Regions from separate parts of the Homo sapiens genome. Here region 1 is linked to region 2. Evidence: read pairs that join two places in POLR2A ChIA-PET (ENCODE). Cell type or tissue: GM12878. All regions are shown on one strand. Region 1 overlaps SHQ1 (SHQ1, H/ACA ribonucleoprotein assembly factor). Region 2 overlaps LOC105377161 (a long non-coding RNA gene).

What was found. ChIA-PET counts read pairs that join two places held together with the same protein. Peaks named below come from ENCODE experiments on the same cell type or tissue, not always from the same donor. Only the 100,000 strongest peaks of a DNase experiment are listed, where the experiment ranks them.
Region 1: POLR2A ChIA-PET joins it to region 2 with 6 read pairs; 2 of 35 experiments call an interaction of 5 or more read pairs at or near these places.

Annotation. Positions count from the first base shown.
Region 1 is chr3:72,790,609-72,795,608 of GRCh38, reverse strand. It overlaps SHQ1 (SHQ1, H/ACA ribonucleoprotein assembly factor), which reads left to right. Exons shown (of 11, transcript NM_018130.3): 10 at 2,573-2,693. Among named protein-coding and RNA genes, the nearest start is that of SHQ1, 55 kb to the left of the region's middle. In GM12878, no CTCF peak of the experiment used is centred here; no DNase peak of the experiment used is centred here.
Region 2 is chr3:72,631,329-72,636,328 of GRCh38, reverse strand. The region is part of intron 8 of LOC105377161 (a long non-coding RNA gene); the gene reads left to right. Among named protein-coding and RNA genes, the nearest start is that of RYBP, 190 kb to the right of the region's middle. In GM12878, no CTCF peak of the experiment used is centred here; a DNase peak (open chromatin) is centred at 2,048.

The sequences.
Region 1 (5,000 bases), 160 kb before region 2:
GAGAAGGAAAGCAAGAAAGAAATTAGTTGGCCTATGCTTACTGTGACATTTGTCTTCTCTGTGGCAATTAAAACTTCAAAACATTCTTACAGGTCAGTTGTTCCTTGATTCTTTGGGTAACATGGCTAGTGTGGCAAACATGGTTTCATCATGCCTGCAAATTTTGATTATATTTCCTCCTCCTTTCATCAAACCCTGCTCTCAACATTACCTAGTTTGTAATTAAAATAGGCTTGTGCTGGGGTGATCCACACTAATCATTTGACATAGTTAACCTGTGCCACTTTGATAAGCCATAGCACTGACCTTGCCTTAACCAAATGAACTTGACATCTTGTAGCTTTAGGCCTTCTAAGTGTTAGTTTCTCTTCACAGTCAGTCTAGCAGTGGAGCTTTCATTGACATTCTTCATTCATTCTTTATTGTATCTGCATATGAGGAAGCCACAAAGTTAATATTTTTTAAAAAGGTATGGACTCTGTTTTCAGACTTACTACCTACTTAGGGGTTAAAGTCAGTAATAAGTCCTTGAGTAATAAAAACGTTGTGATATAGACTGGATGAGGCAAGAACATACAGGTAGCATGGCACAGTGGGTAGCCTCTGGAGCCATTAAGATTGGAATTTAGATCTTGGTCCCTCAACTCAGTGGCCCTGTATCTTACCCATCCTGAAGCCTCCAGTTTTCCTTCTGGGAATTGAACAGGAGAGGTTATGGGGAGGACTTTCCCCATTTTGAGTTTCCTTTCCACTTCTTGGCAGCATTATAGTAAAGGACCGTGAAGACTAGGAAAGTCAGCCCAGAACTTCCCGAAGGAATGAAGACTGGAGCTAGACCTTGATAGTGGGCTAGGTCACATGGAGAAGGGAAAAAGGCATGGAAACAAGTCTGTAGAAAGAGCATTGAGAACATATGCAGGGAAGAGACTCCATGAAAGCAGTGCATTAAAAAATGTGTGTTTGAAGGGGTAGAGTCTGGAATCTGAAAGATGGGAAAGAGGATTCTTAAAATCGAGGCATGAGATGAGAATATGAGTGAACATAGGAGCTCAGGCAATGGCATAGAAAGGGCAGATACAAGGAGCATCTCCAAGGAAAAATCATCAGGATTTGACGGGTGAGACCGTAGAATGAAAGAAATTTTCAAGGTTTAAGCTGGGTGATTACTGTGTCTATCATGTATTCATTCATTCTTAGAACACTTAAATGGAAAACCTGCTGTTGCGGTGTTCTGTTCTAGGTATTGGGGATTAACCACTAAATAAAACAGAAGCCCCTGCTCTTTTGAAACTTACTTTCTAGTGTTAATTATGTTAAAAAATTTAGTGTCAGCAATTTTAGGATCTTGAGATGTCATCATCTAGCTCATGATTCTTTTATGATCTAAAAGTTAAATGGGAAATGTCAATGAAAGTGCATCCAGTATCTTCATGAACTCAGTATACAGTATTTCCGCGTTTCAGAACTGTAAAGATAAGAATGAAACTGTTAAACTGAAAATACTGAATTTCACAGATCAAAGAAAATGGTACTACTCTAGATGTAGAATTAATAGTTCACCTTATAATTAATAAATTTCAGGAAATATCATGAAGTTTGGAACACCTAGGGAATTGCTGAGTTGTAAAAGGCTCCTTTTGTAGACTTTGGTTGGGTTAAAACTAGGTTCATTTAAAAACCAGGAGGAAGTAGTTAGGTTGAACAAGGCTTTAATACTTGATGGCTTTTGTTCATGTGAGTTTTGTCAGCTTATTTCTGAAGTAGTGCTATGATGTTTTAGTGTTCAGTTTTCTTCAATTCTTTAAGGTAAAATAATTTGTTATTAGTAGATAACTCCTTGACAGAAAATGTTGACATAAGAAATAAAGAAGTTTGAAATTTAGAATACAGTTTTCCATGTTATGTTGAAAGCTTGAATTGGAAGAACATTATCTAATAAAAATTATGATGCATTTAGATATTCATTTGGTTTAGAAAACTTTCCTGCCTTTCATTTAATTGACCTAGTTGTATTTCATAGCATTTTAATGATAACCACAACTAGTCAGCTGTAACAACAGAATATAAAGATTATATGTAATTCTTTTTTTTTTTTTTTTTTCGAGATGGAGTCTTTCTCTGTCGCCCAGGCTGGAGTGCAGTGGCGCGATCTTGGCTCACGGCAAGCTCCACCTCCCCAGTTCACGCCGTTCTCCTGCCTCAGCCTCCCGAGTAGCTGGGACTATAGGTGCCTGTCACCACGCCTGGCTAATTTTTTGTATTTTTAGTAGAGACAGGGTTTCACCGTGTTAGCCAGGATGGTCTCGATCTCCTGACCTCGTGATCTGCCCGCCTCGGCCTCCCAAAGTGCTGGAATTACAGGTGTGAGCCACTGTGCCTGGCCAAAGATTGTATGTAATTCTTAAGGAAATCAGTAAAGGGGTTTGGACCTAATAGGACTCATAAATTTTTTTGCATTTAAAAATGTTCTTAAGAAATGATCAGGATTCTGAGCTGCTTTAGATATATTACCTCTCAGGGTCTGAATTTCTTTTTCTTAAGGATAATTTTATGTTTTTTCAATTTTCTTTAGGTAAAAGTGCAGTTTTAAAGTGTCTCCTGGATATTCACAAAATTTTTCAGGAAAATGACCCAGCGTACATACTGAATGATCTCTACATCTCAGACTACTGTGTGTGGATTCAGAAAGTCAAGTAAGTTTTCATAGAGTTACTTACGAATTTTTAGATGTTCACATTGCTGAAATACCTATTTACCCAGGAGGAAGAAAACGAAATAACCTGAGGAGTAAGTTGTGTTTTTTTTTTTTTTTTTTTTTTTTTTTGAGATGGAGGTTTGCCCTTGTCACCCAGGCTGGAGTGCATTGGTGTGATCTCAGCTACTGCAACCTCCGTCTCCCAAGTTCAAGTGATTCTTGTGCCTCTGCCTCCCGAGTAGCTGGGATTACAGGCGTGTGCCACCACGCCTAGCTAATTTTTTATTTTTAGTAGAGACGGGGTTTCACCACATTGACCAGGCTGGTCTTGAACTCCTGACCTCAGGTGATCCACCCACCTCGGCCTCCCAGAGTGCTGGGATTACAGGTGTGAGCCACTGTGCCTGGCCAGGAATAAGTTTTAATGAGAAGGAAACCCATAGACCTACCAAACACTAAAAAGCAACTGGATTAACATGGGGAGCTTGGTGAATTTGCTTAGGGAAGGAGGTACACAGATGGTAAAAAGTTAATTTTATTAGAAAAAATTGGTATTGGTATGTCCTGGAAAACAGGTATTAAAACAGTTGTGATATTGATTGCCTTGCTATTGACTGTCCAGTATGAAATCTCAAGACTGGGTATCTGAACTTGTATCTGTATTTCACTTACAGTAGAGTGTGAGTGTGTGTAGATGTATGTGCATTCATGTTTGTGTGTGCAAACATTTTAGTATGCAAACTGCATCAGTTGAATCCAGATGAGAGCTCTGCATTTATTGGCTAGCCACTGGCTTACCACCTGCAGAGCCTAATAGCATGATTCTTGATAATGCATGTATGGAAGGGTCTGAACACTCACAAATGAGCTCCAGCACTTGGTATATAAAAATTTTTAAAAGTGTTTACCATTGCGTCAATCAAAGAAACATAGTAGATTAACGATTACATTTTAAAATGCAGTGAATTTTTATTTCGTGAAGTTCTGTAGATCTGATTCTTATTAGACATGACAAAATTCCATTTCAGTAGCAAGAGGCTATTAATTAAGAATCTATAAATGGGCCAGGCATGTTGGTTCATGCCTGTAATCCCAGCACTTTGGGAGGCTGAGGCAGGAGGATCGCTTGAGTTCAGGAGTTCAAGACCAGCCTGGGCAACATAGTGAGACCCTGTCTGTATTAAAAAAAAAACAAAACAAAAAACCTATAAAGGGAACTCTTAATTGGAATGACTCCTAGGTGCTATAGAAAATGATAGCTACAATGTCAATTGTGACTTAGAAGAAAAATAGTCTTGATATTTTTGCTACCGCCATGATTGATAAATAAATGCTTTAGTGTGGATTTTAATGTCTGTTTTGAATGAGCCATTATATGGGATTTATTTTTTATTTCTCTTCATGGGGGAGCAATTATATTGCAGAATGAAATATGAAAAAACTTGAGGCTATACCTGTTGTACAGAAAATGCTTAGGGATTGCTCAAGATAATGCCTAATAACATACAGCAGGTGGTGTCAGCATTTGTGTTGGAAATCTAGATTTCGCCAGATGGAAAATTGAATGTTTAACCCCTGAGGTCATAATGGCATGTCATCACTTCATTTGATCCTCCTGCTAATTGAGCTTATCAAATACCCTGCTGCCATTTCCTGTTGTTACTTTCATTTTCATAATAAAATTAAATGGGGATAGTCTATTTGTGTGGGTTTTGGTTTTTCTTTTTTTTAGGAATGATGATTTTGTAAACATGTAATGAATATTGAGGTATGTACCAGGATCTCATTTCTGTGAGTGCCTGTTTCTCTCTTTGTGATATTCTTTATTAGCTAGAGAGAAGTTTATTTTTCATTAAAGAAGAAAGATATAGGCTGCCAAGTAGATGTAGGGATTATCAGACCTTCCCTGAAAAAACTTTTTCTCTTGGTTTTATGTTGTGGGAAATGAAGTGAAATTCTTAGGTTCTTTGTAATTGTTGTGCTAATAGTACTTTTAAAAAATGGGATAATGTATTGGGGAGTGAGGTAGGAGAGAGAAACCAGCAGGAACTCTTCAAATTACTTTGCAAAAGTTGTTTTTTCAACTTTACCAATTTGAACATAACTTTCTTTTCCCTAAACAGGCGTGTTGCTTTCAGTTTGTATGTTAAATTTTAACTGTAGCCCAGCTATTTTTTTCTCTCTTTTGAAATAAAACATTTGTTTATCTAATTTTTATAAAAATTTCTAGTTTTATTCTTAATTTTACAAGCACAACATGATTGAGCTTTCTAGTATTTTCTTTACTGTGAACTTCTTAGGTCTA
Region 2 (5,000 bases):
AAAATTCACCAGGCATGGTGATGCACACCTGTAATCCCAGCTACTCAGGAGGCTGAGGCATAAGAATCACTTGAACCCGTGGAGTGGAGGTTGCAGTGAGCTGAGATCGTGCTGCTGCACTCCAGCCTGGGTGACAGAGTGAGACTCTGTCTCCAAAAGAAAAATAAATAAATAAAAATACAAAAATAACAATACAAAAATTAGCCGAGCATGGTGACGTGTACCTGTAATCCCAGCTACTAAGGCTGAGGCAGGAGAATTGCTTGAACCCGGGAGGTGGAGGTTGCAGTGAGCTGAGATTGTGCCACTGCACTCTAGCCTGGGCAACAGAGTGAGACTCTGTCTCAAAAAGAAAAAAAAAAAAAAAAAGCACATTCTTTTTATTTCAGGGCATTGCTATTTTGAAATGCGCAGGATACATATACCATTGCTTTTCCTTTTACTGATTTTATTTTCAATCGTTTGTGTCTGTTGTCTACACAATAGGAGTTTACTAAATACTGTTGATTGACTAAATGTCCTAATGCATGCTGTGATGTTTGTTTAATGGTATAGAGCTGTAGAAAGTTTTCATTCATTCATTCATTCATTCATTCATTCATTCACTCAGTCATTCATTCCTGAATACTATCCCTGATGTTATGCTGCACATTAGGGGCTCAGAGAAGAACGAAAGCAAACCTCTGTCCTCAAACAGCTTCTAATCTGGTTAGGTGTGAGTGGAGTGAGCATGTGTGAGTACGGAATATAAGGGACAGGTGTGCAAATACTTTCAATATGATGTGTGTACAAATTTTGTGAGTACATAAAAGAGGGACTTTTGACTCTTGGGGAAGGTGGGAAGGTATGGATTTTATTAGAGATGGCTTCAGGGAAAGCATCATATTCAAGCTCAGATGCAAGGGACAAGGGGAGGAATCCTCTAAGAACAGAGTGGAAAACTGAAGGGGATTGTGTTGGGAGGCACATTTTCCACCTTTGTAGCCCCTTCTCCAAATTAAAAAGGTCGGGATAGGTGGAAACAGCTGGGGGAGGTGAGTGGGAGGAGATTACTGACAAGTCCCCAAATTCTGTGGCTTGGAGAACTTTGGGATTCCTGTAGCCAGTTTCTGGGCTGTGGAGGTTCCCTGGTCCATATTTCTGGTATTGATGACTGTTGATAAGATATTGATGACTATGGCAGACGTGGGCTGTTTTTTCCCCAGCATCCTTTCTCCATTCTTTTGGCAGCAGCCCTCGTGCTTCTATAGGATCATCCCTTTTCCAGTTTCAGTCCTTGTGGTGTAGGAGAGGGTCAAACCCTGCCCCCACTGGGATATTCCATTCCCTTGGCCATAGTAGCCCTGTGATCCACACCATGCCAATCAGGGCCCAAGAGACTTAATGCTAGGATTTTCATTTGAATTACTGAAGCAGTACAATCCTGCTTTTCTGCTGGATATGATGCTGGATGGAGTGTGGTCCAAGGAGCTGTTGGCAACCACTTGGCAACTACATGAGGCTTAGAATGAGGCCAACATCAAGCGAGTACTGTCAAGACACAGAGAGGGAAGCTGGTTCCTGGTGACACCCTTTGAGCCCTGAATCAATGGATACCTGAAGCCAGCCTTATCCTAGGACATGAGCTAACAGATTGCCTTTTTAGCTTTAGCCAGTCTGAGTTGGATTTCCTTCAGTTTGTTCTGGGCAGAATCTCAACTAATACCACGGCCCATAACCCTGTGAGATATCATTGCTTCAGGAAAACCTTTTCTTTTTCTCCTAGAAACTTCAGTCTTAGAATGCAGAGGAGGGATGAAAGTGGGAGTTTTAGGCGTGATGGCCAGGAATACAGTTAAGAGGGGCAGAACATATTTGCCCCTGATTTTCGATTGCTGGTGCTATTCTCACTGATGTCAATCACCTTAGTGTCACTCAGTGGAAGGATTTACTGCAGTGGTAAATTTCAATGGAAAGAGTTTTGTTATTTCAGCACAAATTTTTGTTGTTAGTGGTGGGGACTTTTTATAGTTCTGTTTTTACAAATCAAAAGTAATGGTTAAAGTAGTGACTGCATTAGAGTCTATTCTGATTTCAAAGGATCCTAGAAGTCAACTAGTTCAACCTCATTAAACCTCTGGTTCTTCAACAGTAAAACTGAAATCATCAGAATATGCACCTCATGGGGGCATGAGCTGTCATGTATCTTAAACTCTAATATAGATTTGTATTTACAACTCAATAGAAATAGCTTACTTCCAATAATTTGGGTAACAGGAAATCATCTCATTTTAGAGGATCTAAGCAGTACTTCTTTACAAATTTATATATTTTAAATATGTAAATGGTTTCATGGCTCTCTCTGGGCCTCAGTTTCCCCATTTGTAAAAGGGGGGGTAATAATGGTACCTAATTCATAAGGTAGTTGTTGAGGATTAAGTGAATAAAGCCCTATGCTCCCCCTACCCAGTCACTCTCCACTTTTTTTGACCCTGCTCAGTGTCTGGGAGGCTGATCTGACTCAGGTGGGTTGTGGTCACGGGGCTCCACTGCCCTCTGGTTCTGGTAGGTTTCAGCCTATGAAAAACATGAGGCTGGAGCAGGAGAGCGGTGACTCTGCTGGGGTCAGCGTGAGCTGGCCATGTCTTGTCACCAAAGGCCCTAGCTCCTGGTGGGGAGCCCTCTCCAAAGGCCCTGGTAAAGGCTTTGTCTCCTTGTTGCTTCAGTCCCAGAGGCTGTCAGCTCCACTGTCACCTGTGTTTTCTCTACGTCTCACCCACACCTTTGCAAATGGTCTCTCTATTGAGCCGTTCTCAAAGCTCCCAATTCGAGTGCACCCCTCTGCTTCTGCTGGCTGCTGACTGATTCACTCCCTCGACAAGACCCAGGACAGTGCCTGGAACACACTCAATGCAGTCCCTACTGTAGTTATTTTGTTATTTACAAAGCAAAAAATCACATGCATCATGGATATGTGGTTCGACCATCAATTTCATAGTTCGAGGTCTTCTTTTCTTAATCAGATGTTGTGGTTTTACTTTCATGAGTTAGGAATGGCTTTGATGAATGACTGACCCTCCCATTGAAGTGCCGCCAGAAAGAATGGGTTATGGGCACAATCTCCAATGCCCAGTCATCACATTACACTCTTAGTCCTCCAGGATTCTCATCTCCCCTTATCATAACCCTCAGGACTCAACTATAACCCAGGAGGTTTCCCACTTGTACTAATGTAAATTAAGCAAACTCAGATACACCCTTTTGGTAGGGTCCATGGATGTTGTAGATTGAAAGTCTGTATTTCCCCTAAGTTCATACATTGCAGTCCTAACCTCCAAAATGATGATATTTTGATGTGGGGCCTTTGGGAGGTGATTAGATTTATTTTATTTATTTGTTTGATTTTTGAGACAGTCTCTCATTTTGTGGCTGGAGTGCAGTGGTGCAATCATAGCTCACTGCAGCCTTGACCTCCCTGGGCTCAGGTGATCCTCCCATCTCAGCCTCCTGAGTAGCTGGGACCACAGGCATGGTGCCACCACACCTGGCTAATTTTGAATTTTTTGATAGAGATGGGGTTTGCCATGTTGCCCAGGCTGGTCTCAAACTCCTGGGCTCAAGCAATCTTCCTGCCTTGGCTTCCCAGAGTTCTGGGATTACAGACATGAGCCACTGTGCCCGACTGTGATTAGATTTAGATGAGGTCATGAGAGTGGGGTCCCCCTGATGCAATGAGTGTCCTTTTACGAATAGGAAAAGGGAGCAGAGTTCTTTCCCTTTCTCTCCACCATGTGAGCACACAGTGAGAAGGTGGCTATCTGCAGGTTAGGAAGAGACCTCTCACCAGGGAACCAAATGGGCCAGCGCCCTGGTCTTGGACTTCACAGCCTTAAGAACTGTGAGAAATAAATATCTATTGCCTAAGCCACCTAGTCTATGGTATTTTGTTACAGCAGCCCGAGCTGACTAAGACGATGTAAATATTTCATGTGCATAAGAACAATGTGAACTCTTCTGCCCTAAGTGCTCACTGTGGGCCAGGTGCTGGGCTAAGCACTTTACATGAATGACCTCATTCAACGACCACAGTAACATGTATGACTACTTGTATTAGGAATTGCCTTTAGTTTTTAGAAAGAAACCAGGAATAACAATGATTCAAAAGATAATTTTTCTCACACACACAAAAAGCCGGGAGCTTGGTAGCCATGGGCTTAATAGTAGCTCTGTGGTCATCACAGTCTTGTGCTCTTTTTGTTTTATAGTGCAGGTGTTCCATCTTCAAGGTTACCTCATGCTCCAATGTGGCTGCTGTAGCTCCAGCCATTATGTCTACATTTCTGACTATGAAGGAAGGGAGGAAGGCCAAAAAAATTGTTTTAAGTGCCAGCTTAACAAATCCCACCTTATGACACTTTCTCAGAAATCCCACCCAACAACTCTGCTTATATCTCATGGGCCAGAGATTGCTCTCATGGCCATACCTAGCCATGAGGTGGGCTGGTCAAGGTAGTCTCTTGGCCAGGCTCACTGCAGTGCTTAGTAATGCCAAGGTTCTGTTCCTTAAAAAAAAAAGGGAAATTAAGATGAGGCAGGTGGTTTCTGCCATAGGACTGCTGTTGTCCTCGTTTTACCAATGAGCAACATGAGGCTCTGAGAGTCAGGTGTCTTGCCCGAGACTGTATCAATAGTAAGATGGAGGCTGCATTTGGATGGATGTCTGCCCGACTCCAGTCTTTATTCACTATTGATAAAGTTTGCCTAAGAAGAAAGGCAGGAAGCAAAGTAGGCAGCCACATGCAAGCTCACATGTTTCCAATGCTGCTTGACGGGCACCCACTGAATGGGCCAGAGTTTTAATCCATCTGGCTTATGTGCAAAACTGACTCACAGAAGGCTTTCCAGAGGGTACTCTCACATAGATGGAGGACTCTCTTAACACGCTGGCTTGTCTCTCGTTCCCGGTAGACTGTAGGCGTTGAGTGGGCTGTCATGGGCACCGTTGTATGCCCAGTAGCCAG